Regions from separate parts of the Homo sapiens genome. Here region 2 is linked to region 1. A link is a loop called in an ENCODE intact Hi-C map of the cell type or tissue named here. Cell type or tissue: heart right ventricle. All regions are shown on one strand. Each heading gives the region's core, and the rest is flanking DNA. Links, peaks and the distances in the headings are about the cores only. Region 1 overlaps LOC101929750 (a long non-coding RNA gene). Region 2 has its middle 33 kb from the start of HLX-AS1.

Evidence for each region. Peaks named below come from ENCODE experiments on the same cell type or tissue, not always from the same donor. Only the 100,000 strongest peaks of a DNase experiment are listed, where the experiment ranks them.
Region 2: it touches region 1 in a loop (1.8-fold over the local background); 2 of 110 quality-filtered maps call a loop at or near these places.

The regions. Positions count from the first base shown.
Region 1 is chr1:221,065,976-221,082,338 of GRCh38, forward strand. It overlaps LOC101929750 (a long non-coding RNA gene), which reads left to right. Exons shown (of 7, transcript XR_001738479.2): 3 at 984-1,127; 4 at 12,105-12,236; 5 at 15,847-16,038. Among named protein-coding and RNA genes, the nearest start is that of HLX-AS1, 190 kb to the left of the region's middle. RefSeq lists a silencer at 3,169-3,218. In heart right ventricle, for the core only: no CTCF peak of the experiment used is centred there; no DNase peak of the experiment used is centred there.
Region 2 is chr1:220,905,279-220,921,641 of GRCh38, forward strand. No RefSeq gene overlaps it. Among named protein-coding and RNA genes, the nearest start is that of HLX-AS1, 33 kb to the left of the region's middle. In heart right ventricle, for the core only: no CTCF peak of the experiment used is centred there; no DNase peak of the experiment used is centred there; H3K27ac peaks cover 506 bases.

The DNA.
Region 1 (16,363 bases), core at 6,408-11,407:
AGGTGGGCTTAGCTTTCTCTTCATGTATTGCTATATTTTTTTACTTACACAAAACATGTATCCTTTTTGTAATTAAAATAAAAATAATACAGTTTTTGAGAAGCAAAATACTCAGAAAGCATATAAAACTTCTGATTTAACACAAAACTCCCAACTACCAAGAAGAGAAAGAAGGCCATTGATAGTATCATGGAACATATTATATGGTACATAGGGGTTAATTGCTTAGTGATGAATGAATGACACAGGATTATCCATGATGAAATATAAGATCATCTTTTATATAAATCTGTTTCTCCTGGGTAAATTTTCTGGGTAGTCTTCATGCTAAGACAAATTTTGCTGAACTCAGGAGAGAAGCAAATTGGGAAGGAAGTAAGATTTCATTTTGGAGAAATAAAACTTGAAAAGGTTATATTCAAGAAGGGAAATGAGGTTTTCTAGTTGGATCCTAGGAAAGGCATTAGCACGTGCATTCTGACTTTTAAAATTCCTTGCCTCAAGTGTCTTCTGGGTCTTATGATTTCTGGACTTAGTACATTCACCTTCTAGGAACATTCTTTTTTCTCTTAAGACACTCTGAATGCCAGACTGTGTCCAGTGACGTATCATCTTAAGTGGTTGAAAGACAAAATATTTAAATTGCCATACATTTTGTCTGCCTCTTCATAGAAATGATGCAAATCAGTTTCATATTTCCAGTGAATTCTTTGACTCTTGTGGTCTCACATAGGGCCTATGAAAAACACAGCTTTTCCCCAAAGAAGACCTTCATCACTTGAATTTTATTAGCCTCCCCAAAGGCCTAGTTTCTGTCTAGTGTCCAGTCTTGGAAGCATCTGCTTTAAATTTCCTTTAAACAACTGTTATATGGAAATGACTTCCTTTCTTCTCTCTCCACTCCTCATCCTAAACTGAGCTGCCCGTCTACTTCTCACTGTAACAATCTTTGATGTCAGCTTATTTGTGGACCTCGCACACAGGAATGGGACAAGTCACCAGCTCAGAAGTCTCAGGACCAGCGACATCAAGAGCAGGAAGTGGCCAGTGCCTCAACTTCACTCCCCTCTCCCTCCTGGAACAGGCCCTCCATCACCGTAGATAATTCATGTCACTGAATGGAACATGTAAGCCATCTCACTTCTTTTTGTCTTCACAAATGCTTTAAACACAGGCTTGGAAAATCTGTGGGCTTCTCACACGTTCTCAGATATATTCCTTTGCACCTAACTGGAGTGAAATGATATGGTGCTCAGTGGAAGGAATCTGGTTGTGCCAGCAGAGGTTGGGGCTATGGAACCATGTAACTGGAAGCAAGCAGTGAAAGAAACCTGGAAACTCCTGTCACCCTGTGCCTCAGTGCAGGCTGGCTCAGCAGCATCAACTTAATGTTCTGTGTGGGATGCTAGCACATTTGTGTTTGGAGCCTGGTAATTAGATTGTGAGCAGGAGGCAAAATCCCAGCAATCTGGTGGCATGGACAAATCTTGGTGTCAGAAGGCATGGTGTGTTGAGGCTTAACAATCTCAGCTCTATTTTTGTCTATCACCCCTTTGATACATGTCAAAAAAAATCCCACCCACTAGTTCTCTTTCTCCTCTCCCCATCAAGATCAAGCACCATAGACAAATTAAATAATAACAATAATAGAACAGGAAAATAATACACCGATGATCAGACATCAAAATGAAATGCAGACCCTTAGAACAACTTTGCTTCGTGTACTTTTAATACATTTTATATGCCACACGGCAATTTACTGAGAGGTGGATTTTAACATACCACATATGCTATTGGCAAGATAAGAATTACTGAGTTGAATGTTGGTTCACTAAATATGCTGAAACCCTTTTACAGTGTAGACTCTGAGGAACAGCTAACACTCTCTTTATGGGCACATTGAAATGAATTGTGCTTTTACTGTATGTCATTGTTATGTTTCAGGGGACATGATTTCACCAGTAGCTTTGCCAAATTTTTGCAATAACATGATTCCACTGTATTTCTATTTTAGTACCACGATCTCATGCCTTGAAGTTTATTTGAAAAAAGAAAACAACATAAAAAAGAGTGAAGTTCAGCCAAATCCAGGTTATTCAGGATTTAAGTTATAATCCAGCATGAAGATTATCCTAAACTTTTGCTTCTCTTCCTCACCTTTAGTATTTTTCATCTTAAGTGGATGTTCCTGCTCAGTAGCATATTTCCCAGAAAGAATCAATGGGATTTAATTAATTTCTTGTGTGAAATGCTGCAGAGATACTTTTTGAGGGAGGGAGAGAGAGAGAGAATGAGAATGTATGTAGAGAGAGAGAGAAGAGAGAAATGGTTGGAAGCTTTTGGTAATATTTTCTGATATGTATAAACTTAAATTACCTAGAATTCATGAGCACTTCTGCTTGCTATCCATGTAGAAGAGATCATTAAGAGATTGCTGTATTTTATCCATAATGTACTTTTCTAACCTAAATTATTAGGAATAGGAATACCCCATCTGCATGCTATGAATAACACCATGTGTGGAGAATCTGCACAGATCCTGAGATAATTGTAGGGATGAAGCTGTCTAAGGAGAAATCCCAGGCCTTAGGAGAGTGTGAACCTTGTGGAAAGATGAACAAAAGGGGAAGAGCCCTATTTTGAATCAAGGAAATCTTAACTCATGAGAATAAAATTAGTGTGAGGAGCCAAATCCTGAACAATCTTTAGTTTCCTTATTTTCTCTCTGATGACACTGTAACTGTCTAACTAAAAAGGAGAGAATCAAGTTAAGGAGCAAAGTATTTGGTCAACCCTTTAAACTATTTGTCGACATCATTTTATAGGTCAGCATACTTGTTTGAATTTTCCATTTGTCTTTAGAATATCTACCTGGAGAGAAGTCGATATTTAACTAGAAGAGATGGACGCTGTTGGGCTAATACAAAAAGTTAAAAATTCAACCCATGAAACATTGGTTTTTATTTCATTAGCAATTTTGGTTTCATTTTTTTTACCCAAATTAGGCTGAAAAATGAAATCAAAATTGCTGGTGAAATGAAGCCATTTTATACAAATAGCACTTTGCATCCTCAAAAAGAGAGATTCCACAGAATGTTCTTGTACAAACACCTGTAGTTTGGGTCCATGTGGAATCTCTCTTTTTCAGGACACAAAGTGGTATTTGTATAAGAACATTCTGATTCTGGATCCACTAGCTGCAAGAAGACCTGATTGAACCAGTGCCTCCCGCTGTGGGTGAAAATCAGCCTGGCCTCTCCTGGGACACAGAGGGGACCAAACTGTCAGTCACTAGAATGATTTGTTCTCACTTTCCAGCTGGCTGGTTTGGTGCTGTTGTTGATGCTGCCACAGTCATTGTAGTGTAGGGTAGGTAACAGACTAGCCTTCCAAGCACCTAGCTTTCCACCTCCTTGCTGAGACTTTGGCTTGGTCTCCTAGAAATGGCTCCTTTTAACCCAATAAACAGGGAAGTGGGTGGGGGGATAGCTGTTTAAAAAGAGCACATTTTAATGGAAAAATGAGGTATTTTCCATTGTGGTAATGTGTCTTTTTTTTTCAATCATAAAATTGCTCAAAAGAGGAAGCAAAAAGAGGAACATGTATTCATTTGTTTCAACTTGAATTTGTGAAATGAGTTCTTAAGAAAGCTAGCAGGCATCTATTTCGAAGAATTATGACTCCTTTTCGACATGTAAATATCGTATCATTTCCACAGTATAATTATCTCCCATGATGATCTAAATTTATATGACTGTAGATTCCAAACGCAGTTATTGTGGAGTTTCAACAAGACCACATATGAGAAAGAAAGAGAGAAAATATCTGCATGTGTCAGTGTTCAAATGACACCATCAGAGACTGTTGAGAGTAAGACAAGACCTCTCCTTTGTGACCAGTTAACTGATACTAGACAAGTATTGTTCTAGCAGGTAAAATGACTCGAAGATATCTTCAAACTTTATATTTTTTAATAACCCCCATAATACAGAATTACCTATGGATGTACATGTTGGAGTACATTCACGTGAAAGTATAGAATCAGACATTATTCAGGCAGACTTTCCCTGTTCCAAATACTCCTTAATTGAGGAACTACCTTGACTACTAATTTTAAATCACAATAGTTCCATGCAGAAGGGAGAGCTAAGTTTTGGGTTACAAAATTTTGAAAACCACCATATAGAACCCACCTAAAATATCCAACCACCAACTTGCCACTGGCGATGGCTGAGAAAGCAGAAGGGAGGCAGATGTGGTTGTTGCCCAGTTGGAAATGATGATACTAATAAGACTTTAAGTGAAGTAAGCAGAAGGAGTTTGGGGCATTTGTTATGCTCTCCTTGAAGCTCTGTTCTGAGTCCTCCCAGACCTGGCTGGAGATTGATTTTCCTTCTGTGCTAGATATCCTACGTGAAAATAACCATGGCAGTATTAATAATAGCACTGTAGCAGCTGTTTGGAAAGTGAGCACCTTCCATACCTTAACTTTCTATTTTGCCTGGTAGATTGCACTCTTTTCCTTTTCACTAGCAGATAGTTCTCTGAGTACGAATCTAAAGAGAGGAGAGCCAAGGCTATCTATATTGCCTATGGTAAGACAGCATAGTGAGACATTTCCTTAAAAATCTGGGAATGACTGCAAATGGCATTGGGAATACAATCATGAGTTGGTTGCCCCTGATGGTAGTTCTTCAGGTTCATGCATAGGAAGCTCCAAGGGAAGGTTGACTCATTAGATGCACCAAAGGTTGGCTTACTCTAAAAATGAACATGTCATGAGCATGCACACAGGGTTAATAACATATATTGAGCTTTTCCTATATGCTAGATTCTTTTTTACCTTCTTATTAAATCCAAACAACAACGTCCCAGTGAAGATGTTGTTATCAACAAGAATATAAGCAGAATGAGTAGCAATTTGGGTTCACTTGTATACAATAAACACTTGGCACATTTGCTTTTCAAATGATTTAATAAATGTTAACCTTATGGATGAAGAAACAGAGTTTTGCAGAGATTGAATACTCTGCCAAATTCCCCCAGCCAGATAACGCCAGAACAGGGAAACAGGCCTGACGCTATGGGGAGATTTTGTTCCCTGCCAGAGGTTCAGCATACCCAAATCCCCTCCCTTGTGTGGGCCCTGGTTGGAGTTGGACACAAGAAAAATTTGCATGAGATATGGAAGGTAGAAGTGAAGCAGCAGCTGTTATGCTCAGAGGATGGACATATGGATGCCAGGCACCATGACAGTGTCAACTTACACGTCATCACTTATCTGCTGGTTCACCTCGTTGGTGTGGGGCAATGGCTGGGTCCACAGCTTCTCTAGTTTTCAGCAGATCTCTTCCTTTCAGTTCTTTGAGTCCTGAGCCATGGCAGGAACCTTGTGCAGCTTCACGGCAAAGGACACCAGTCTCTTCTGCAAGTTATCTATATTGTTGAGGTTGGAGGCCATGAGATACAGATGTGGGTTTTAGTTTGTCTTGTCTCTCTGTTCATGTCCAGCTTGTCTTCCTGATTGCCAGCCTTCTTGACCTCTAGTGACTTCAAGGCTACTGCCAGATGCAAAGGCAACAGCCTCCCATAGGCTTCTTTATAAGTTCCCACAATGCTGTCGAGTCTAACCTCTTCAGTAAACCATTTATTTCATATCACTTGTGGTGGCTGTGCTTCCATGATCAAACTTTAGCTGTTATGGTTTGTCAGACTCCAAATTTCCAGGATACTGCACTCACTGGGAGACTATGAGGGTGAAGGCACGAGCAGGTTTCAGTGGGACTGGAATCCTCTGGCTTTAGGAAACTGAGTACTTCCTTAATCAGATGCTCAGAGAACAAAGCAAGGGGATATACATGAGCAAAACAGAAAATTGAGAAGTCATATCAATGTTTCATTTAGCTTATGAGATTACAGAGCTAGTAATTTCATGGCCAATTATATGTTTAAGATAGGCCAAAAATAAGTTGAAAAAATATTTCAGTGGCCGTTTGTGGACAATATAAAAATGACATTTTTCTGATTTCTCAATCAGTGCTTTTCAGTATCTTAGTCACAGCCTACATTTACATGCCAAACATCTGCATGGAAAGTGAAAATATGCTGTTATAACCTAGATGAAACATCTGGAAGATGATATTTTTCTACTTTTTATTCATTTGGTGTCACATAGATCTAGGCATCAACACATATCTCTTTTCCCTTAACTTTAAAAAAACATGATTTTATTTTTCAGTGCACTTTTTCTGGAAAACAATTTTGCAAGGTGCAAGGTATTCAGATGAAGTGCTGAAATCTTGGCTGTAGGAAAAGTTAAGCATAACCAACCAACACTTACTTCAACCCCAACTGCAACACTTCTGAGACTTACCCTTTGCCATTTAGCACGTTCCTTTTGCTGTCTGCTTGCACACTATGTACCCTGGGACTTTCCTGGTTTTCTCTGCCTTCTGCTTTTGGGGTAATATTGGTTTAACCAATATTAAACCAAGAAGTACAACATTAGAAAGACCCAATTTTCTTACATGAAAGCAAGAAGTTTATTCAACTCATTGCTTCACTTTATTTCTAGGGGCCTTTTCTAGGTCCAGAAAGAAGTTGTCCTTAGCCCTAGACTTTCTGTACCTCTACCCACCCTCCCTTCAGTATGTATGTACGTTGTCTGTCTTGAGTGAGATAATATGCCCATGCAGATACGCTCTTCTTTGTTTTCTAAGCATTAGGGTTGCTGATACACAACAATATTTTTTCTTGGTAGAAGTATGTTCCATGCAATATTTGGGATATATTTTATGCACAATTACTTGCTGTTTAGCTAAAATTCAAATTTAACTGGGCATCCTGTATTTTATTTGCTAAATCTGTCAACCATAGTGTAGATACTTCTCGCATCCCCAATCTCCCAAAGCTCCCATTTTCTAAATCCTGCACACTGACAAGACTTTCAACAGTAAGTTAACTTCTGGACAGCTTGCCAGACTCTCCTTGAGGAATGTGTTTGCCTTCTAGCATTTGGATGAATAATTTAGTTCTGCCACTAAAACAAAACATGAATGGGCATTTGATGTAAACATTATTTTCCTCACTGCTTTGGCTGAAGAGCTGAAGAGTTAGAAAGGTCCTACCGGCAACATCCACCTTTCTGAAATGCACTGCTTGCTCACAGACTTAAGGTGTAGCTTGAGCTGTTTCTGGGTTACACAGCTTTTCTTCTATTTCCGTTTTTTTCTTCTTCAAAGTTTCTAGTCTTCTTTTCTTACAGAAGTATGACCTCTCTTCAAGTCTCAACCAGGACCAACATTTGTGCCATCCAGATTTTGCGACCCAGAAATGGCCATCTGACCAGTCCATGGAAGGCCTTCCTAGACTGGAGTGTGTATTCTTATGACCCAGATCACATAATACTGACAGAGAGGTATTTGGCAGTAACATGGGTAATAATGGTAAGGAAGGGTATATGGACTACGATTTATAAAGGCTTTTTGAAATTAGCTTGAAAATAACACTTACTGGGATTTCCCACATTTTAAAACTAACATGCTTATTGTAGAAAAACATGCAAAACATACAAAAGCTAAAAGCAAACATAACAAAACAATCACTCACAAATTCACATCTTGAGATATTCACTGTTGTTATTTTTGGTGTATATTTATAATATTTTTCTATAAATTTATTTGTTGTTTCAAAAAAGTACCATATAACACAGAAATACACAGCAACTTTTTTTTGTGATTTAGCAATGGATTTTGAACATTTTTTTCTGTGCAGAGTACATGTGTATGTCAATAATTCTCAATATTTTTTGGGTTGCAGATCTTATTTAAGAAAGTAAAGCTGCTTCTTTCACGAAAACAACTATACAGGTACCTAGAGGATTTGGGTACAATTTCAGATCATTAAAATACATCTGTAGATCCTAAAGATAAAGAAGTCCTGTTCTAAAGTATCACAACTAATTTGAATGACTGACATGGGATATTTTGAGGCTTCCAGTAAGAATTTATTTTATATAAGCTAAATAGGCAATTAGACATTTGCTACATTGGGACCTCATATTATAAGATTTTGCTTTTTTTTTTTCTTGGAATTCAGGTTTTTAGGGTAGTGGTCCCCAACTTTTTTGGCAGCAGGGACTGGTTCATGGAAGACAATTTTTCTGCTGAGCAGGGGTGGGAGGTGGGCAGGGTTGGGTGATGGTTTCGGGATGAAACTGTTTCACCTCAGATCATCAGGCATTAGATTCTCATAAGGAGCACACAACCTAGATCCTTTGCATATGCAGTTCACAGTGGCATTTCTGCTTCTTTGAGAATTTAATGCTGCTGCTGATCTGACAGGAGGTGGAGCTCAGGTGGTAATGCTCACTTCCCCGCCATTCACCTGCTGCTGTGCAACCCTGTTCCTAATAGGCCACAGACCAGTACATGTCCACAGCCCAGGGGCATGGCAAGAGGAGACATTAGCAAATATGCAGATTGTCCTGTTTACATGTCAGCTCTGAAGACTGTTGAGTTGATGGGTCTTCCCTTGGTTGCAAGCCAACAGCAGTCAGAAGCAAGAAACCTTGTCTAGATTTCACAATAACCTTGTCACAAGTCTCACGTTTCCTGTAGGAAAGCTGAATTTACCAGCACACTCACTGTGAGTAAAACTGTAACTCTGCTCTGAGCAGAAGGCTTGTGCTGAGGATAAAAACAAATTCTCAGTGGAAATACAAAATTGATCTATTAATTCCTGGATGCTAAAGACAATGATTTTTTCCTGTCTGGTGGCTGTTTTTCTTTTGTATGTAACTTTCAGTTTATTTCCGTAGTTAGGAAAGAGATAAAGCAACTTGAGAAAGCATAGGAAGGTGTAGTCCCCTGAAATCTAAATGAAGCCTGTTTGGTCTTGCAGTTTCCTGTGCAGGTCTGGCCTGGGGCAGGACTATATGGGCATCTGCAGCCCACACAATGTAGGAAAAAGACTGGTAGAATATTATCATTAACTAAAGTAACTATAGATGTTCATTACTGAGCACTTATTGTACAATGGCCATTGGGCTAGGTGCTCTACCTAAATTACATTAAATTCTCACCACTCTAAAAAGTAGGTATCATTTTTCTTTTATGTGGAAGGGGCTGTGCCACTGAATGGGTAAGAGCACAGACTCTGGCTTTCCACAATCTCGATTCATACATATTGGCCTTGTGACCTTGAGAAAGTTACTTAGTCTCCTTGTGCGGCATTTCTTTCATCTGTAAAATGGGGCTAAAACACAAATTTGAATCCAGGTCAGAGTTTCTTTTTTAAATTTATTTTTTAATAAAAAATTTTAATGAGATGTAATTCACATATATTAAAATTTGCCCATTTAAAGTGTACAATACCATGTTTTTATTTTTCATTTTTAAATTTTAATTTTTATTCTTCCAACCTTTTTTTTTTTTTTTTTTTTCTGAGACAAGGTCTCACTCTGTTACCCAGGCTGGAGTGCACTGGGGCGATCTCGGCTTACTGCAACCTCGGCTCACTGCAACCTCTGCCTCCCGGGCTCAAGTGATTCTCTTGCTTCAGCCTTCTAAGTAGCTGGAATTAACAGGCATGTGCCACCACGCCTGGCTAATTTTTTGTATTTTTAGTAGAGACAGAGTTTCACGATGTTGGCCAGGCTGGTCTTGAGCTCCTGGCCTCAAGTGATCTGGCCACCTTTGCCTCCCAAAGTGCTGGAATTATGGGCGTGAGACACTGCGCCTGGCCTTTCCCACCTTCCACCCTCAAGTGGGCCCCAGTGTCTATTGCTCCCCTCTATGTGTCCATCTGTACTCAATGTTTAGCTCCCACTTATGTGGTCAGTGTTTAGCTCCCACTTTAGAACATGCGGTATTTGGTTGTCTGTTCCTGAATCAATTTGTTTAGGATAATGTCAGCCAGGGTTTCTACCCAGGAAAGCCTACTGCCTGATTCAGTCCTTAGCTAAATTGTAAAGATCCCTTTGATTCCTCCCTCCAGCCCTCCTTTCTCACTACAGCACCCTCTCTCCCTATCTCCACTAACAAGATCTTTCCTTCCCTCTCCTTCTTCTCTTCATAACTTCGCTTGCAACTTCCGGTTTCCAGGCTACAGAATGCCAGCTTTCACAAGTGTGAGGACTGCTATGAAAGAGAGGCACATGCATAGCAAGGGCATTTTTAGACCTCCAAAGCCTCAGGAACACAGGAAGTAATTCTCTAATAAATAGATATCTGGAATTGTAACTGGTTGAAGGAAATACTTGGTGCCAAATTCCTATTTAGTGCTCCTCAAAACACACGATGATGGAAAGTGGCCTCCTCCTTTTTCTAAATTAATTGGGCTTTGATATGGGTCTGGAAGAAACTCATGAGCTGCAGTCTTTCATTCAGGAACTTAATAACTTTTGGCCATAGTTGGAATGACTTGTCATGTTTGGGTCCAGCCAATAGGGAACACAGGTCACATCTTTCCCTGCATAAGCCCACAGCCACCCATGCTGTGGGTAGCTGTCCCTTTCCTTTCCCTTCATAAAGTGGATAGGAGGCGAATAAGGCTGAATAGTAATTATAAACATCTGGTGGTTACTTTATGATTAGGTCATGTTAAAGATTTTGGGAAGCCTTCCATCAGTCTCAGTTAATATCTTTCCAATTATGTTTACATTGACATTTACCCTGGGCCCTGTAACTTCTCATTATGCCTTCTGGAGTTATCCCATACGCTCTGGGCGTGGTGAGAAGTTCACCAGGGAGGCAAGGATTACTGCTGCTACTGCTTGATCAAGGGGAAAGGCAGCCAGCAGTTCCAAGGAGCCAGGAAGGGACTGCCCAGACATGAAGAAAGATAATGTGGTTACTATTTTGTCATATACTTTGGCTTTATTTTACCTGAAAGTTCAATGACCAAGATACTAGAAAAAGTCTTCATAGCACTGAGGGGCTGTTTCTGAATTAGAGACACAACTGATAGTTGGAAGCCTGTTGTTTGTGAGAAAGAATTGTTTGACTAGCAACACACCTAGCCTCTCTGCATTAATCTCCCAAATGAAATTCAGAACAGGTATTGGAAGCCTAGACATGAAATGAAAGAAAAATGTATGAACTAAGTACACTGATTGCATTCATTCAGCAGGTGTTTTCTTGTTGTCTGAGCAACTTCTATATATTTAGCTCACTGCATAACAAGGTGCAGATACAGTGGTATATAAGACATTGTCAGCTGGGCACGGTGGCTCAGGCCTGTAATCCCAGCACTTTGGGAGGCCGAGGTGGGCAGATCACTTGAGGTCAGGAGTTCAAGACCAGCCTGACCGACACGGTAAAACCCCATCTCTACTAAAAAAAAAAAATACATAAACAAAGCCGGGCGTGGTGGCATATGCCAGTAATCCCACCTACTTGGGAGGCTGAGGCAGGAGAATCAGTTAAACCCGGGAGGCAGAGGTTTCAGTGAGCCGAGATGGTGCCACTGCACTCCAGCCTGGGCAACAGAGTGAGACTCCGTCTCAAAAAAAAAAAAAAAAGACATTGTCTCCTTTCTCTAAAGCCATATGGTTTAGTTGGGTGGTAAGGTAGATGATAAAATATTTACATAAAATTATAAGTATAGAAAATGAAGCATATACTCTAAGTAATACACAAAAATGTCTCCTGATAAGCCTTTTATTTTGTGTTTGGTGTAATTTTTTAAAGTGACATGTTCATGTTTTTGAATAAATTTTACTTACGTCTTTGTGTTTTTATGTACTTTCCAGTGGAAAATTATTAAAAATGTTTTCCCAGCAAATCAACACAATTTAATAGTAAATAGCAATATTAGCAGCATTCCATCTAGTGCAAAATAGGTCTTTCAAGCACAGTGGCCAATGACCGTGGAGAAGTCTCCCAGGAAGGTTCTGGAACAGGTTCTTACAGGAAGGGCAGCCGAGAACATCAATGATTAAAAGGGGGCTGAGAAGAGGAAACTGATGGACAAAGGTAGGTTTGAGATCTAAGTGCTGCTCTCAAATGACCACCAGCAACACCCATGGCTCTTCTGTTTGTTTCTTTTTCTTTACTCCTCTTTCTTTTTTTTCAATGATTGTACTCAAAACTATTGTTTTTTAGAGGTGAGAAGTGGGAGAAAGAACGAAAATCTGGAGGTTGGAGGATAAACAAACCCACATCCTTGTGGATGAAGAAGGATACCAAAAACTCATTTTCCTGGAAGGAGCAATTTTTGAAATCAGCTACACTGAGGTAAATCTTGTGAAACTAGAACCACCCTGGTAGAAAAGCTGGCCTCTGAGGAGTAAGGGTCACCATCGTGTTCAGGTTTGTCAGGGCTCTGCCTCTTTGCTTCTTTCTAAATTTGGTGTTCTTGAGATTTGATGATAAACATCAAACCTTTGGAGTTTGAATAATAATTTTTCCTTCCAGGATTGGGTACATAGGACTCTACTGATGGCAAGAAGTCAGATGTCTCTTCCAGAAGTTGATGTTAGCATAATGCCAGGTGCATTAGTCAGAGTTTTCCAGAGAAACAAAACCAATATTTTATACACACACACACACACACACACATATGTATATGTGTGTATATATTGATATACATATGAGAGAGATAATTTATGTTTATTTACATGCACATACATTTATATAAGTCACATGTATGCAAATCATATAAATATATGCAAACATATATTTGCATGTTTACATAGAGAGGAGAGAGAGAGACATTGATTTATTATAAAATTTTAAGGATTTAGGTCATACCAACAACTGTTAGGATTGTCAGGTCTTAAATCTGTAGGGCAGGCCAGTAGGCTGGAGAGCTAGGAAAGGTTGATGTTGCAATCTCAAGTCTGGAGGCAGTCTGGAGTGAGAATTCTTTTCTTTTCAGAGGACCTCAATCTTTTCCTTTAAAACCTTCAACTGATTGCATGAGGCTGACCCTCACTGTAGAAGACAATCTGCTTTACTCAATGTCTACTTGTTTAAATGTTAATCACCTTTAAAAAAATACCTTCACAACGACATCTAGACAAATGTTTGACTGAACACAACCTGGCTCAGTAGCCTAGTCAAGTGGCATAAAAAATTAACCATCTTACCAGGCGAGGATAGATCGGTGTCCCATCCTGAAGGGGCTGTCCTTTTCACACAGGCATTTATTTATTTATTTATTTATTTATTTATTTATTTATTTACTGAGACGGAGTCTTGCTCAGTCACCCAGGCTGGAGTGCAATGGCACGATCTCAGCTCATTGCAAGCTCCGCCTTCTGGGTTCACGCCATTCTCCTGCCTCAGCCTCCCGAGTAGCTGGGACTACAGGTGCCCGGCTAATTGTTTGTATTTTTAGTAGAGACGGGGTTTCACCCTGGTCTCTATCTCCTGACCTCGTGATCTGCCTGCCTCAGCCTCCCAAAGTGCTGGGATTAGAGGCGTGAGCCACCGAGCCCCGCCTTCACACAGGCTTTTAGAATACAAGCATCACTCTTCCTGATCAGCCTTCAGATAATATGGGGTGTAGGGACGGTGGAAGTTTCCTAGCTTCATATTCACAGTCTCATCTGTGGTAGAGATGGAGGTGCTGCCCCACTCTCCTGCTTTTTGTCTCCTTCTCACATGTCTGGCAGAGAAGTCAGGTAGTTCTCTTTCCTTGAGAGAGGCTGGGTGGGGCCATGTCTGTCCATATGTGCCACAGATCATGGGAAAGAGTCCAAAGGCTAATGACATGGATGCATTGGATTCTATCCCCTGTGGCCCAATTAGCTTAGTTCTGTCCCAAGGCCATCAGTGTTGGCAGGGTGCAGAGAAACTTTGGCAAAATTCGCTCCTCTCATCCTTCTTTTTTTCTCCTTTGGCTATTTAGGGCACTTTCGTGGCTGCCAGACTAAAGATTAATGGAGCACAACTCCAAAGGGTGCCAACAGGAAGCAACTATACCCCCAAACATGTCATCACCCCCTGCCTATTTCAACCTGTCCTGGAGCTAGTTTAATGTGCCAGCTCCCATGGTTTTTCCAGTCATTCTGCGGTAGAAGGAGACCGCAGTAGGTATTTTCCCAATTTCTTCGTTTGGCACATCTTCTCCTTATCTTTGCCTGTTGTTGTGTTTGACTCCTTCTAGGTTTGTAGCTTCAGGTGGGTAAGAGACAGGAAAGGGCTTACTTATGGGAACTGTATGGATTTGGCTTTGGTGGTCTCTGGGCTTGGCAGATAAGCCAAGCTAAGTCAATTTTAGACATTAATTATTTACTTGCTACTAATGCAGTTGAGGATTTAATGCTCATGTATTACTACCAACTCTCCATCCCCCATTTCTCACAGTTAAATTAGATCTTTGATTAAATCAATAGCCATGTTTATCTAATATTGTTTATGCTGGGTCAAGTAGTTTACTATAATTTTTCATTGCTTTTTCTTTCTTCTTTTTTAAAAATCATCCTCCACTCCCAGCCACACCTTGAGTTAAAAATTACCTATTCTAAAATTTTCTATTATTATCAATCACATTTTTCTTCTTAAATGTTCCAACAGACCTATCAAACTTCTATCAATAATTTTTACAGACACTCAAATTCATTTATAAATCAATGTTTCAGTTTTTAATTTTTCCCCTAGGGACCTTCCTGTCATAGCCCTCCTTCTCCTATTCCACTTGCAATTAGCTTCCCTCTGTGCCTGCTGCACAGTTGACGTTATGGGACTCCTTTCACCATCATCCCAACAATTTCTCTCATTTCCTGCTTCTTAGCATGTAAGATATCTCCCTCCTGATTTCCTCCCTTGTTTTACTGGAAAACATCCTCCAACAGAGTCCCTCTGACTTACCTTATACAGTATAAACATCAGTTCTACTTCAATCTTTTTTTTTTTAATTATTTGCCTGGACATAGCATTTTAGGTTGAAATTACCTCAAATTCTGAAAGTATTTCACACTGTTTTGTCTTATGGCATTCAGAGTTGCTAATAAGAAGTCAGATGCCAATCTAATTTCCAATCCAATAGTTCCCAAGAATTATTGTCTGGAAACTTTTAGGATCTCCTTTATTTGCCTGATGTTCTTAAATTTTACAGTGATGTTCTTGGGTGGTGATGTTTTCATTCATTTATTGGGCTGTTTGTGTGCTTTTTAATCTGGATACTCAATACTACAGTCTTAGGATATTTTCCTCATATTATTTCTTTGGCAATTTGGTCCATTATATTTTCTCTGTTCTCTCTGAAACTCCTATTATTTGTACCTTTAATGTTCTGAATTAATCTTCTAGTTGTCTTATCTTTTTATCCCCTGTTTTCTCTTTATCTCTTGATTTTACTTCTGGAAGTTTCTTTATTGGATAATAAGTATTCACTTTTCTAGTGAATATTATGTTTTGGCTGTGATTTTTTTTATTTTCAAGAGCTCTTGTTCTCTGAATATTCCTTTTCAAATACAATATCCTGCTTTTTAAATGAGCACAATATTTTTCTTATTTCTCTGAAATATAAATATATTTTTCTTTGAGTTGGAGTCTCCCTCTGTCATCCAGGCTGGAGTGCAGTGGTGCAATCTCGGCTCATTTCAGCCTCCGCCTCCCAGGTTCTAGCAATTCTCCTGCCTCATCCTCCTGAGTGTCTGGGATTACAGGCACCCGCCACCATGCCCAGCTAATTTTTTTGTGTTTTTGGTAGAGATGGGGTTTCACCATGTTGCCCAGTCTGGTCTTGAACTCCTGACCTCAAGCGATCCAACCACCGTGGCCTCCCAAAGTGCTGGGATTACAGGAATGAGCCACTACACCTGGCTTCTCTGAGATATTAATAATAGTTTGAGGTATTTTTCTGCTCCTTGCTTCACGTATATATTTTTTACTTCAGGCTGCAGATTGAGTGAAGGTCTTTTCCATGTGAATTTGTCCTGCATCTGGGATAAAGGTATAATGATTACCTAAAGCATGTTCTGTTCATGGAAGATCACTGGAACACAAAAGACCAAGCTCACAGCATATTCAAGACATCTGCTCGTATTCCACTGGCCAAAGAAAGTGATGTGGCCCAGCCTAAAGTCAGGTAGGCAAAGAATTAGTATCTCCCCTGAGGCAGCTGAACAAATGATAACACACACACATGCATGTGCAGACACACACATATGTACAATTCATAAAGCATATATATATATCTATGAGCTTCAGCTTTAAGGATTGAATGTGTTTTGTTTGGCAGATTTGGGCCATAAGTATTGCTCATATGGTTTGTAAAAGGACCAGAGAGAGTAACACTTTCTGCATTTTAATTTTCATGGTGACAACAGTAAAGGTTATTCTTTATCAAAGTTTGAGATATGATGCGATTAGACCCCCACCTTCTTATTGTTTATCAAGAATCCCATGACTCC
Region 2 (16,363 bases), core at 7,027-12,026, 160 kb before region 1:
AAAGAATCTCCCATATAACTCCCTCCCCCTAAAGCTCAAACCAATAAAATGAATCCAGCCAATAATTCAATCTTCCTGCCTTGTTCACTGTGACTAAAGCAGACAGAAGCAGCACAGCAGGGACCCCTCATTGACGAGGAATGTATCATTAGTAATTTTATTAGCTTTAATATAGCCAACAGGGGCTACTGATAGTTTCGGTATTCTTTTCCTGAGGGATTCCCCCCCTCCAAAGGACAAATGCTCTACAGCCCTGACATTTAATTGCCTTTATACTTTAGTGTAGCTTGGTTGAATGAAAAACTTTTCAAAATTCCATCACTGAAAAAGGATTCAACAATTTGTAATATATATAAATTTGCCACTGGTACTTTTCTTTTACAAATTTCTCAGTGCTTAGAAGCATACCTACTATAGTTATTATAATAATTCTGGGCAGGTAGACACTCATTTGTCATGGTTGAAAGCAATTTATTTTCAGTGGGAATGCTTTAAAATGTTTTGTTTGGACAGAAATGGCCATCCATTAATTGGTAATTTAAGCAAGTTACTCAAAGTCAGGCAATTAGGTTAATGAGAAGTTGGCCTTTGAAGTTGAATAGGAGCAGGGATGACCTCACCACTCCTTAAGAAGACATCAAATCAATTTGGTGTAAAAGGTAGAGGGACTGAGTCCCCTCCTCCAGTTTCAAGGAAAGATCATGCACATGCATATTTAGCTCCAAGCATGGAAATTGGATGGTGGGCCCCTCAGGCTTTCTGGCAACCACCCCTCTACTATCGAGGAAGAAGCAACAGCTGCCCCAGCTATATCACAGGGAAAGATGACAGCCTGGATTAGGCCATGCATGGAGGCCAGAAACCGTTGAGGGAGCAACTCCAGAGAGACATGACAGAACCACAGACACATGGAGTGCCCCAAATTGAAGCAGATGGAATTGCTGATAAATGAGTTGAAATGGTAGAGGTCCCTACAGTGGATTTACTTGAGAGCTACTCCATGGAGGGGCAATTTCAGGGGGGCCCCGGCTGCCTTTAGATGTTAATCAGAGGTATTCATATGTTCTGTCATTCACCTTTCAAAGGAAGGTGTCAAATGTCTTGATGAAATGCCTCCCATGCTTACCTAGACACGGGGAATCAGCCACTCTGTTGACAAATGACTCAGGGCGAATCAATAGAATGAGGGTCAGGCTTGGCTAGACTCATGGTCAGAGGGCAAGAGTAATTATGTCATAAGAAGTCTATGGGGCAGAACCCAGCCAAGGCCATGGTCCACTTTTGAAGGTAAAATCTGGAATCAAGGGATTGTTATAAGGGATGGGAGTATAGGAGTGAAGAACTCAAAAGGACCAGACTCTGTTATAGCAGCCAGCTCTTGCCAAATCCACTTATTGCAACAGTCCCACCACCATGTATAGATGCCTGGGTATAGTAAGTAGCAGAACTGCCTAATACCATCAGTGCCTGCAAAATACAAGTGATCTAGCAGTGTGGGAGGTTTTCTGGGAGAAATGGGCCACCTAGGTCATGCTTAGCTGCAGGGAGGGGTAAGCCCTGTGGGGAAACAAATGATGGGTGAGTTCACATTATTAAATAACTGGGCTGAATTTAAGGAGGAGGGAAAAATATTACTGCAGAAACCAGGTTGATTTTGAAGTCTGCTACTGGCAGTTGCCACATGCCTGTGACATCTCTCATGCACCTCAGAATAGACTCTCCCCTCTGGAAGGCACCATCGTGCATCCTCTAGATTTGGGGAGATAGATTTCTTTATGTTGCTGATAGGAGGAGGAAGAAGAAGCTGCTGTGAGGGAGGAGGTATTTACTTTGGCAGGCGGCTGATGCTAGAAATGCCTGGGGCCATGTACAAATAGTTGGCTGGTGCTGCCAGGCCCTCCACTGTGGGTTACTCATCTCTCCCTGCTTTAATCCTTTCCTTTCCTCCAAAAACTGCCCAGTTGACTTCTTTCCCACTCTAGGGCTATCCTGGATGCCTCTTTTAACCTGATGTCACCTGGAACATGTGGAAGTGCCCAATGTGACTATCTAGGGCTCTGGGCTCTGAGTCCTGTGAGGGTTAATCCTTCATGCCTCATTCCTTCATGATTTTCTCTTCTTTTTGTTGGAGTTAGAGAATCAGGGTGAGCTCTCCCTAGAAAACTATTGTGCATGGCCTTGTTTATCTTGGTCAGCCTTGTGTTTGAGGCACCATACCCAGTTCAGTTACCCAGGCTGTTCAACATATGGAAGCATGCTCAGAGTGTGGTGTAAGGTGTGGGATAACTTGGATCCCCATAAACCTATGACAGGTGGAGATATTGTGGCCAAAGTCGGCCCTGCCAAGATGGTGCTAGACTGAACGACAGCACTACTCTGGACCAAAGAAGTGTCAGAGGCAAGCTTCAGGGAGCTGAGGTGGGCACTTCTAGGGGAGCTACCTCCCCTCCTGAGTTGCTTCATTTGTAGGCTACTCAGATTAGGGTTTTTAGGACATCCTGCTAATTTCAGCTTAAATCGTTATGGACCTCTAATGTGCCAGGCACTGTACTAGGTTCTTGGGAAATAGCAACCAACAAGAGAATCATTGTTTCTGCTTTCATGGAACTTAGAGTCAAACCTAGATACAGGTAAGAGGACGACAAATCATAATGCGATGTGGTAATACATGCTAGGACTGTAAGAGAATTACTGAATGCTGCAGGAAGTCAGAGAAGACTTTTTGGAAGATGCCATGTCTCAATTGGGACCTTTAGAATATTTTTCAGGCATAAAGAGAAACATCTTTAAAGATCTGGAAGAAAGAGAGGGCATAGCACATCCCAGAATGTAGAGTAAGGATGCAGAGTAGAGAGCTGGGTTAGAAACTTAACTGCATAATACAACCTCTGATCCCTACCAGCTGGGAAAATCCACTTAGCCATGTACGGAGCTTCTTCCAGGTACTGAGCTCTGAGTTAGGTATTGTCAGGATCCCCAAGATGGGTCAGACAGGACTGCTGTCTTCAATGAGCTCTGCCCATTACCCATATGTCTGAGGAGAAACACATTTCCACCCTTTCTGGAGCTCTACAGGGAGGGACTGCTCTTTGCTAGAATGATCTTACCTGCCTCCAACACCTGTCCATTAAAGCAAGCCCTGAACAAGAGGCCGACATCCACAAGTTAGAGATGTTGTGCTTTGAATACTACCAGCTGGTTGTTGCAACCTCCTAGTGAGTGACTTACACCCAGTCCTCCCTCCTTGTTCTTCTGTGATTAAAGACCCTAAAGGCTTAACAGGCATGGCTGGGCTAAATGTTCCAGTTGACATTATTTGCCACCAGGACCTTCCTCTTTTGCTTCCGACTTTTTTTCCAATTGTGCAGAAAATTGTTCTTCATTCTTTCCAATCTGTCCACATCCTTTTTCCTCCACTTACATTTCAAAATAAGGTGTACCTCTTCCAGGAAGGTTGCCCTTGTTAATTCTACCCATCATCCTGGAGTGGCCAATGGCCTCTATCCCAGAATAATTGTTGTATTTTTTGTATGATGCATTCAGTCATTTGTGTAGTTTCATTTTGCAGTTTCCTCAGTGGAAGTTGTATTTTCACCTTTGCTGCCGCTTATGCAGTTTTGAGACCCGTACACCAGGTGGTGGTAGTTTCCTCATGCTCTGATTGTACATTCTGAATAATTTGCAGAGGAGGAAAATGGAAGGGGTGAGCTAATTTTTAATCAAGTATCTTTCATGTGCCAGGCCTCTGCACAATGTTTGATTTAATCATCAGAAATAATCTATATGAGGCAGATATTGTTTTCATTTTAAAGTTAAGGAAACTAGGTTTTGAGGGGGAAGTAAAGTAACTTCCCCAAACTCACCATCCTTCATGGTGAAGATGGAATTGGTATCAGGTCTGGGCCCTCCAGCTTTGGTTTTAAGACGAATACATGTATGTCTTTTCTATGTGGTTATACAAACAATAATGAAGTCAATCACCATTGCAGAGCAACTGTTCTAACAACACCTCAGGTATAATTTGGTATCTTCTTCACTAATTCTTGAATTGTGATAATCCAAGTATTTGTAGGTGGGCAGAAAAACTGACATGAACAGTCCTTCTTGGAAGAGGAAGAAAAATAAAAGCCTTTAAAGCATCTTATATCCCGAAAGTATGTTTCCCTGCAACCACATTCTCTGTAATTTCTAATTTGCCATTTGCTTTACTTTGAGGAAGGAATTCCCTCTCCCAATGAGTTGAGAGCTGGGAGACTTGGGTTCTAGACCCAAGTAACTGAGTATATTCCTTGAAGTATGTCTCTTCTTTCCTCTGGGTTTCAACTCCCCATTTGTGAAATACGGAGGTTTTAATAACACCATTGCAACCCTCTTCTGTATCTGGTTGATTATTTGGCTGTTGTATGGCCACCACTTAACTCACTCAAAAATATGAAGACATGGCACCACCAGGCACTGCCTCTTCTGGGGTTGGTTCATGTCGTACTTCAATAATCAAAATAATCAAGCTTCCTCTAAAAGAATTTGTTTCACAACTGATGATAATTTTCTGGATATCCTACCCAAGTCCCCCTCCCCCAGTTTTGGCACTTTGTTTCCATGATCAAATTGTGTCACTTCTCTGGTGAATACCTTCTTTGTGTTTTTGGTCATTCTCAGACCAGGGAGAGTATGTATGTATGCATTTGTTCATTCATTCATTCATTCAGTCTTTACAGTTATGTTCTCTATCTTGCAGCAGGAATGTCTGCAATTCTCATTTTTTCCCTGTCATTTGACTATGAGTTCCTATCCTCTGGCTTTTTTGGTAGGGATTCTTGAACATACCAAAGGGGTTAACTGCCTCAATGAAGCATCACACTGGCCATATACCAGCCTCTGTGCCAGGTGCTGTGGGAATTAGATGTGGTTTTTTGCTTTCCAGGGGCTCAGAGCACAGTGGAGAAGAGAGATGAGCAGACAGCTGATCATAGCACACCAGTGAATGCCACAACATGTGGGGGTTGTGTAGTGACTGTGTGCCTCAGGGACACTAGTCAGAGCTGCAGTGAAATCTGCTTGGCCTGTGGAGAAGCAGAAAGGACGACGGTGGCTTCAGGGAGGCGACATGGGCGCTGGGCCTCAGAGGATACGAGGTACTGCTGACCAGGTGGATAAAGTGTGGAATGGCTCTAAGTCACCTGGGGGGTCTGATTAAGGCCTGCGTCTTAGGCTGGGTCTCTATGTCATATGAGTAGACGGGACAAAAATAGATCCGTATTATGAATTTGCTGTATTTTCTGTCAAAAGGAAGGATACTCAAAGTGATGGATGCCTCAAATACTGACTTGATCATTACACATTCTACATATGTAACAAAATGTCACATGTACCCCATTAATATGTAAATATTATTAAAATAAAAAATAGTTATTTTTATGTAAGAAAAATAATCACAACTTCTCTTATTTGAATATCACAACCAATAAACATTCTGCTCCCAGTAATATTTCCTGTCACATTACTTCCTAGTTACTTCACAAAATTGACGCATGCACCTAACAAAGATAGGATGCTAACACAAAAAAACTATATCCTGCATAGATTCTGGTATTCCGTACAGATCATTCTGTACTAAGGTATCAGTCAGAGAAGAAACTTTATTGAGTATGATTCTGAACATGAGCTGTATTTTCAGGTTCCCTTGCTGGTCCTTGGCATAATGTTAAGGAGAAGGGCTTCAGGTGATGAGACACTGGAGACCAATTTGGCAGTTCTGGCTGAGCTATGATCTCCTGCTTGACTTGACTCCTACACAAGGCTTTGTGTCTAACCATGCTCAGCCCTGACCCATTCTGGCTCTCTATGAATGCTGTTCAGCTGGCCCACCCTACTGTAAGAGGAAGGGGCAGGTCTGAGCTCCGCTTTCCTATAGTTGGGGAATAGAGGCAGAGAGAGAGAGTCCAGGAGACCCCTTCAGGGGCATATGCAATGCCAGGGGCTGGGGGCTATGCAGAGACTGGAATTGGCTCTCAGGCTTTCAGTTCCTGGGGCCATAGTACTTGAAAACCATGCAGGTGATGGGACTCACTCAGGTCCATTCTTCCTTCATCTATAATCTTGCATGAAGGCCAAAGTGTGCAGTGAAGCCATTGGTCCTCAGGTGTGGCAGTTATTATTTCCTCCCCTTGACAAGTCACTTAGACACCTTGAGCCTCAGTTTGCTCATTCTCCCCCTTAGAGGGCTCTTGTAGGGTTATACAAAATAGTGTCCATGTAAGCCATTGTGGAGATGGACATTTTCTCAGTTTTATTAACGGAATTTGTTCAAAAAAGTTTATTATTAATACAGTACGACTTCTTTTTATTAGCACTCTATCTTTGTTAGGTGTATGTGTCAATGTTGTAAAGTGACTAGGAAGTAATGTGTTATGACTTGAAATATTATTGGGAGCAGCACATTTCTTGGCTAGTGGTATTCAAATAAGAGAGGTTGTGATTATTTTTCTTACATAAAAATAACCATTTTTATTGATATACAATATTTTACATATTTATGGGGTACATGTGACATTTTGTTACATACGTAGAATGTGTAATGATGAAGTCAGAGTATTTGAGGTGTCTCTCACTTTGAGTATTTACCATTTCTATATGTTGAGAACAATTCAAGTACTCTGTTCTATTTTGAAATATACAATACATTGTTGTTCACTGTAGTCACACTACCCTGCTGTCAAACAATAGATCCTATGCCTTTCATCTAACTGTATGTTCATACCCATACCTCTTTTTGTCCCCCCTCCTATCTACCTTACCCTTCCCTGCCTGTAATATCTATCAAAAATAACAATTTTTGTTTATAAACATAACACATATAATTCACAGAAAACTTTAGAAACTTTAGAATAGACCCCACCAAAAAAATTCTCTGCTTCCATTACCTCATTACCAACTTCCATTTTCATGTGAAGGTGCCTGTGCTATTTCATGACTTGCTTATTTTGCTTGTTCCGTTTACCACTAAGGTGGGGAGCATTTCCCTGTAGCAATATTTGCTGTGTAGCAACACTGAACAGCTATACAATCATTTAACAAACATTTAAAAGTTTATCAAACTTTTAAACTTCTTAATGCTGCAATAAGTATATTTATAGATAAATCTTTGTATTCATCTTAAAAATATTACCTTAGGGTACATTCTGTAAAATAATATTATGGCCCGATAATATTATGGTTTTCTTTTCTTTTTGCTATTTTGTTTGCTGTGAATTTTTATTTTCTGTTTTCTGGTTCTAGCAGGAGCTTATGAATTGCACATGTTTCCAACCTCTCCCAAATGCTTGATATAATAATGAAAAGAAATCTTTCCCAATATGATAGGCAAAAGTGGTGAAGGAGATCTCATTTTAATTTGAATGTCTTTTGTTACCAGTGAGGTTCTATATTTTCATATGTGTATTAATCGTTGGTATTTTTATTTTATTTGAATCAATTTTGAGCTAATGTCTTCTGCACATTTGTGACTGGGGTGTTGTTTCTTTCATGATTTCTTGTAAGATTCCTATATAAATTAAGACATTAACTCTTCATATGCAAATACTTTTTCCAGTGTTATTTCTCCTTTAATTTTGTTTATGTTTTTTTAATATTCAGAAAATGTAACTTTTTATGTAGTCAATATTTCAATTTTTTTCTTTATGATTTCTGCTATACAAAGTTCTTCCGAAGCTGACATTATATAAATATTTATTAATAGGTTCTTCGGATTTTTTAATGAAGTCCAGTAATGATTTACCTTATAATATAGTGAACTGTCATTTATCTGGAATTTATTCTGGTGTGTAGTACTGAATCTTATTTGATATTTTCAGATAGTTATTAGATTATTTCATCACTTATTGAATAATTTATCTTTCTTTTACTGATTTTGAATGTCACCTTTAAGAGATTCTATTTTTAAATAAGAAAAACATCTTCATTGCAGAAGCGCATTACTTTTTCAATGTTATAAAAAACATGTTTTTAGTTGTTGAGATATATGGAAATAGTGAGAACAGTTCTAGGAAGGAAGGAAGAGTAATGGTAGCAGTAATAACAATGTTAACACAGAACCAACTGAAATCTCAGCAAAGACCCAAAATTCTACTTCACTGGTTCTGACAAGTTCATCACGCTAAGGTCTATCTGTTAGAAGTACACATTTAGTTCCTTGTTGCCTTTATTCTAGCAAACATATATTTAGTGACTACTTCTGGACTAAATTCCAGAGGGGTCTGAAACATAAATAAAATATAGTCTCTGTCCTTGAGTTTCTCATCAACTGGTGGGGAAGCATATTATCTCGGAGGGCTTTTACCTCCAGTAAACAAAATGCTCAACTAAAAATGGCTTCAACTAGACGTATGGTGGAATGCAGTTGCTGATGCTAGTTTAGCAGCTTAAAGATAACAGGGCTCTGGGTTGTCATCTCTTGGATGTTTTTGGCCTTCTCTGTCTTTACTGCAAAAAAGTTGCAGCTGCTCTGGTCATCACACCCTCATTAATCCATGATGGAAAGCAGGGGACAATAAGCAATGTGTTGCAGGAAAGTTTCCCCTCATGGTGCTTCCCTCTTATCATAGAGGAAAATCTTTCCAGAAACCCTCTAGCTGACTTCCTCTCTCATCTTATAGATCAGAAATGGGTCATATGCCCATTCTTAGACCAGAAGTTGGGTCCACTTCCAGACACCAGTGCATCTCTGGCCATACTAAATAAAATTCTGGTTCTGTGACTAAGGGGGCTAATGACTTTTGAAGAGGCAAGTAATAGTGTCTGCCACAGAGAGATACACACGTATACAAATCTCTCTCTCTCTCCACAAAAACGTAAAATAAGTACTTACAGAGGGATTCTAATATCTGTTGTGCTTCCTGCTGCCTTAGTACACCTAAACCCTCTGAGTCTCCGTTTTCTCACCTGTAAACTGGAGAAATTAGTAACTTTGCCCAGACACAGGGCTAAATAAGAATCATTTTAGATGAGTGCTTTGTGAATCATAAGGTGTTAAACACTTATTCTTGTTAGTGTCTTAATGTAAACACTGTCCCTTATGGGACAACCTATGTGGTCCTGCTGATCTGTAGTTTGGCATGGTGAATTTGGGCATGGAAATGGGGCAAAGGGCAGGGCTTCAACAGGGCTGGGACCAGGGTCAGTTTAGGCACAAAGCTGGGACATTGGAAAGAGCTGGAAGCTGATCATTACATTTCTGTGCACAAATCCAGAGCCGGATCAGGAACTGGGAAAGTGGTTTTCCTCTCTGGCAATGGTCTGTGTATGGTGGATGTTGACAATGAGGAATGGTGAATTTGCAGGCATTTACTTGATGCTTTCTCTGCTGGGTGTGGGCTTCTGAATAGAAAGCTCCCCAGAGATAGATAGCCTGCTCAAATCCTTCCGCAGGCTGGTGAGGGTAGTGGCAGAGGACTTGCCTCCCCTCAGACAAAGCGCTGTAGCTCAACCTTTAAAAACAACTTGGACAGGAGGAAAAATTGAGTTAGTTGGAATGGGAGGTCTGTCAAGGGAGGACTCAAAGGGGGACCTTGGTGATTAAGTTCAACCGTTTCCTTTTTGTGGGTGTAGGAGAGAAATATTTCTGAATTTGCCCTGACCTTTTAAACTTTAGCCTGCTTGCTAAGCTGGTTGAAGCCCAAGTTCCTCTTCTAACCACAAAAGTCCTTTGCTTTCTTCCTGGAAATGTGGAGCCCTGCCATTACCCACATCTGCCAGAAACTCCCCTCTGTAAACCTTGCTTGAACCTTGGTTCACGTTTAACCAACCCGCTTCCATTTACTGAGGCAGCTTGGTAAACAGACGGCCCTAGGTGCAGTTAATAATCTTGTCATTTTTACCTTGTGGTCTCTTATATCTACCTTACCCATCCAGTTAAATTAAATTACCATCAGTCTCTTCCCCACTAGGGTGAAGATTAATGGGCCTTCAGCTGTCCCCTTAGAACATATGCAATTGTCACGTACTGAAGAGAAATGCAGGGGCTAATAAATTATGCGCTGTCATCATAGAGGCTGGTGGGCAATCCCAGAGTCCTTCTCAGTTCACGGGGTTTTGAGCTAGGCATGTGCAGGGTCAAGGATGGGCACCTTGTTACAGTACCCATGAATGTTGATACCTCTGAGAGGTGCAGGAGAGGCTGGGATATTGTGACCATAGGAAGGGTATAGACTGTAAGCAGTTTCTAACGACGAGGCTCTGGGGGACTTGGAGGCAGATAGGTAGATTCCCAGAATGGATGACCTCTAACTGGTTTCTAGGGAACAGCCACTCATTGCTACTACCTATCCCAGTGACTGGAAAAACATGGTTTCCCTGTCCCAGGGACTTGTCTTCTGATTCCCCAGTAGGCTTGCTCCCTCTGCCCTTTAAATGTGGCTTTCTTGATCCTACCAATTCATTGAATCCTGAGTTCCCACCTAGCACCTGTGAGACTCCCAGGAGTTTTCCAAAGAATCACCATATCACAAGCTCCTAACTGGGCTTGGAAAATGTGTGGTGATCCCGATGTCAGTGTCCCCCGAACACTCACCTATCCCCACCCTCTCCTTCTGACCAGTTGTTGGGAAAGCTTGCAAAATCATCAGTGGAAATAAACCCACTTCTATTTTAACAGAATGGATTTCCTTTGCAGTTGTCCATTCTTTTCTTGATGGATGGAGTTCTAAAAAGACGTAAAACATTTTAAAATAGAAATCTTATTGATACCAAATATCCTTTCTGATGTCCCTAAGTAGAACCAGTTGGTAAAGCAATTCTCTTAATTCAGTTTGTGCAGTTGAATGCTTTTCCTCATTTCCTCTCTTGATTGTTAAATCTCAGGGAAACACTGACCTTGGCTAATGACATACTCTCTCTGTTCTGGGAACCATTTCCTCTGCTGGTTGAGTCTCTCTGAAGGGAAAACTGGTTCCTGCAGGGAAGCAACCTTTAGTTACAAAACTGAAGAACAACTAGCTATTACTTTATCCATTACTCATCAACAAATAATATTATGCTATAGAATTTTAATTAGAATGTTCCTAATGCTGTATTCTGGGGTGCTATGTTCTTACTACTATATTCTGAGGAGCTATGTGACATTGAGTAAGTAACTTTGTTTTATTTTTGACCTTTAGTGTCTTCATATGTTAAGTGAAGATAGGAAGACCTGCCATATTTCTTCACAGTTCGGTTAAAAAAGTTGTGAAATCCTATCTAGTCACAGCATCCAGTACTAGCGGGATACATGGAAATTTTGAGGAGCTGTCTTTAGTTCAGGGGTTTAGTAGCATTTGAATAGCAGATTGCCTTGTACAAAGTGGTTATATGCATTGTCTTATGTTAGTTCTGACATTACCTATTTGTTGTATGTATGATTCTTTTACCCCCTTTACATAATATTAATTACTTTTATTGTTTTCTAAATGCCAAGGATTAGTTGAAACAATCTACATTTCAACCCATTTAATTTCCACATCAACCTTGTGAGGTATAGGTACTATTTTGATTCCATTTTATAGATAAGGACATCAAGGCACAGAGAGGTTAAGTGTCTTGCCCAAGATTATACAGTGAGTAAAGAGCAGAGCTGGGAATCCAATGCAGGTGGTACGGCTCCAGAGTTCTCACTTGTAAGATGCTAAATTATATAATTAGGGTGAACCAGATGGTAAGGGAGAGACTCAGATCCTAGCTCAAATCTCAAGCTTTTTCTCTACTCATGCTACTTTTTCTTGACCCAATATCCGGGGCATTTATAAATAGTTTTAAAAATCGTTATGGAAACTATATGTACAGATGGCACATAAACACACACTTATCTCCATATATTTAGACAATGTCCCTCAAATATGTTTGTACTAAGAACCCAGAAGACACTCCCAATTCTGATTAGAACAGGGAAAAAAGTGATAAAATACCTCAAACTGGAAACTTCACCATCTTGACAGTCACCATTTATGCTGAAGTGTGCACTGTTTTCAGCAAGAAGTATGATCCCGGCTTTCAAAGGTCAAATAAATCACCTTTAAAGTCGTGAAAAGGTAAACAGACTGATGCCTGGGCAGCTTTCCTGAGTTTATGAGGTCTTCTGGCAACAGGGATATACAAAAGCCCCATCAATCACCCCCTCCCCGCCCCACCCCTGACTCCCAAAGCGTTTATTTCTAGAGGGGATCAATCCACCATCCAGGGTAATTTCCCGTAAAACTATTATTAGGAAATATTAAATCAAATGAAAATGGAAACCCCCAGAGTAAACATACCTTTACAGAAAAGCACTTTCCCTCTAGCCAAATTTTAAAACTGTAGCTGTGTTTCAAAGGAGGCTGAGAGGATGGTAGGAGCATTGGGATGGGGAAGGGGAGGGAAATGAGGAGAGAATGGTAAGGAAGAGGAGTGGGGAGGTATCTAGGGCAGGCAAGTGTGACATGACATAAACAAAATAGTTGTCACTGATGACAAATAATTTCACAGTGCTTTGCAAGGCATGTTTGCCTGCCAGTCATTTTTCACATGCCTAGTATCATCTTTTAAGGTCTCTAAAAGGGGCCTACAAGCCTTCTTTCAGCACATTCTAAAGTTATACACATATATAAAAAACTCACTGTAAATCTATAAGTCATCCTGGAAATGACTATTCCGTACAAAAAAAAAATGTCTTTTAAAGACCTTTTTTCATCAGAGCACTTAAATTCTGTGCTATTATTTCACCATCATGTAATGAGAGCCTGCTTGGTGTAAACAAAAACCCTTTAAAGAAGTGATTACAGTTGTGCTTTGCAAGCTGCCGAATGGATCCTAGACTGTCCAGCCATATTAAAGTCCACACCAAGACCCCTCAGTGATTTAGTCTCTCCTGTTTTTCTTCTGGGTGCAGTAACAGCCCAACACAAGCCTTTCCTTTTAAAGAAGCTTCCCCAACCTTAGATGTGCTGAGGTGTTTTCTGCAACTCTAGATTTCATGGGAACGTTTGTGGAGGAGGCATACTGAATGCTTTTGAATTTTATAAGAATCTGATTTTAGAATTTTATTTGTTTACTCATTTATTTTTAAGATAAGAAGAAAAGTAAAGAAAAAAGTTGGGAAGAAAGATGAAAACTCAATTTCTTTCAACTCTTGCTCCTTTTGAAATCAAGTAATGTTCTACTGAATCAATCTCATTTAAATTTGATTTTTGATTTCTTTTTTTTTTTTTCATGTGAACTTAGCCTGGAATTTGTCCAAGTCAGGCTGGAGAGACCACCAAGTGTTCTCATCAGCCAGAGACCTAATTGTGGTCATTTATTATAGTCACTTATCTGATAGTAGTTTCATTATCTGTGATAGTTTTACAGGGACAAAATCCACCAGGCATCCAATGGAGTATATAAACATGTTACCTTGTGGCAGGGTGTCTGTTACTTACTGTCAACACTAACTGGCCCTAGCCACCTATCTGCAGCTTATATGAAGTAACGATGAGTTTAATAAGCTCCAGTGAAAGCTGCAATGTAAACATCACATCAGGAGCATTTGCCTTGTCAGGCCCCTTAAACAAATAAAGGTGATGGAGAAGTACAAACAGAACAAGATTGGAGCCTAATGAGATTCCATTGCTGCTTCAGTGCAGACTAAGTTATCATTACAGACAATACATTGGAAGGGATGCTGTCCAGAAAAATCTCTTCAACTGAAGTTCACCCCAAATTCTGATTTTGGGACTTGGGTGAATTTGCCATCCATTTGGGAGCAAATATATACTTAAAATGGGTACTGATTTCTCAGGATTATTATTTTTAGAAAATACTTAGTACAGTAAATCACTTGGTTTTGAGAGCACCATATTCCAATGGCATCTTCCGTTGGGCATTATACAGCCACCATTACATGGACCCACGTTTTTCATTAGAAAAATTTTATTTATGGTGGACAGTAGGTTTCTGTTTAAACCTACTGGAATAAAACCACAAACTGAGCTATTAATAGATGGCAATGCATGTGGGCTCCACAAATCAGCATATCCAAAGTTATTTTTATGTAGCTCCATTCCATAGCTGTGCCTCCATATAGATATGTGGCTGTTTGCATATCCTTACAACCTTAGCTTGGAGGAGGATAGGAGGTTCCCTTGCCCAAGCAGGCAGAGCTTTCATTGCACTCATGAGGAGAGGGGACTGTGATCTGAAAGACATAAAGGAAGACTGACTTCCCCAAATTCTCTCTCCCTGGCTTTTTGAAAGTCTTCCCTGATTCCCATTAGTGGGGATTAATTTCATTCTTCTGGTATTAAAGTATTTTTTCTCTTTGACTTTAAAATGTAAACAGCTCTGGGGAGGGGAGTATATTAACTTCTTGTTTACAGAATGGCTAGTATTAAAACAGTCATTGGAAGATCGGGGGCTTGAATCCCAACTGAAAACCTACTGCTTGGGTTAGACTCAAGGCAGTTCCTTACCTTCTTTAAGTCTCAGTTTGTTCATCTGTAAAATGAAGACTGCTGTCTTTTATTCCATTGTATTTTTGAGAACAGGAACTAGTACCAAACAGACAATCAATGTGTGCTGTTATTATTAGCTCAGCATGTCATGATTAGTTCAATTGTCTAACTTAATCCTGACAGAATGAAACATACAATAGGGGAAATTTGATGGGGGAGAAGATCAGAAGAGAAAACTCTTCTGCAGCAGTTTCTCAAAATGTATTCTGCAGAATAGCAGGGTTTTTTTTTTTGCCATGATTAGGTATTAATAAGAAAGAGGGCTGTGGTCCAATGCATTTAGGAAATTAAGGTTTAATAAGTTTTTCTAATACAGGACTTCTCAGAGCCTTTAATAAAGGAATGTGATGAGTAAATTCTCTAAGAAGAGGATCTAATATGTAAACTTACTTAACTATGAACTCTCTTTTTTTCCTTAATAATTTTTCGAAGATAAGTAATCCTTAGAGCTTGCAGTTGGAAATTCTGGCCTAGAGCATCAAGTTTTCGGTAGAAAGCACAGGGCCTGGTGGTCCTCTTTATCCAGAGTCTAAGGTAGCCAGGGGTAGAATGTAGGTAGAGTTGATGCATGGTGGATGTCAAAAGTGAGGAGCAGTACCTAGGAAGAGAAAAGAGGGAATTGAAGGCAAACACTGTCTTCTTTAGAGTTATAATTAGGCCAGTTTAGTGACCTGGCTTGAATTCTTGGAAACAAGTCAGCAACCTCTAGAAACCACCCACAGGGCTACGCATGGCCTTAGGAGAGAAATGCATTTGGAAATAGTGGAATAGATACGTTTCTTTATTGAAGAATTTCTCTTTGGTGTGCTTTTTGAATCTCTGAGAGGGACACACAAATCCTCTAAGGCATAGTTAAGTGAGAAGCAAAAGAGAATAAAGGGAATGAGGAAGCAGGGAGAGGAAGGGAAGGAAAATGAAGTGAGTGACCTAGGAATTGTGGAGAACCTAGTGGACTCTTCAGAGACATCATTGCTATCATTTCCCTGATTGACTCCTCTACTGGCACATAAGCTTTGCCTTATTCCTGCTCCAGAAAACCGACTTGTAAGTATGGTTCCATGGTCAACAATCTTGAGTGTAGATGGCTCAGTGAAAAACTGCCCTAGCTAGTAGAGAAACCCTAAAGTATTCTACGTGGCATTGATGGGCTGGAGGTGGAGAATGCCATGGTGCTGGATACAAGGCAGTTGCACAGTTCCAGGATGGGTAATTGCCATTTGGATGCACTAGTCTGGTTCTGTGCAGCTTCCAAGCACAACCTCAAGACTCATAGGGTTTGGGGTAGAGAGAAGGAAAGACCTTTTAGTGTGGCAAATGATCAACTCCCTAAGCCTTCGCTTTGTCAGTGCCTAGAATGATCTTTGACCTGTTGTAGCTGCTTAGAAAATATTGGCTGAGTTGAACAGGATATATGTGGACTTTGAGAGGCAGATGTAACCCTAGCCTTTTCCTCTCCATGGCTTTGGAGCACTATTTTTCTTTAAATGAAAAAAAATGGAGCTGTACAAAATAACTCTAAGAATAAAATCACCGATGAAGAGCAGGTTGGCCTTGTTTTAGTAATGGAAGGATTCCCAAAAAGTAGGGTACAACTCAAAGTTCATCTTTGTCCTGCTTTACTATTTTAATTCCTCTTTATGTTCATTTCTAATAACTCTCTGATGGGCTGATATCTCAAACTCTTCTCACTCAAATATTCCTACCTCTCTTAATTTGTAAAACATGTTATCAGAGAAATTCTTTGATAAAGTGACAATTCCTTTTAAATAATAAATCTGAATACTGATAAAGAACTCTTACAAAAGCCTGTGACCACAGAGGAGGTGAAAACTTGAGTTCAGGACTTCTAGTAAGCCACAGACCCCAGG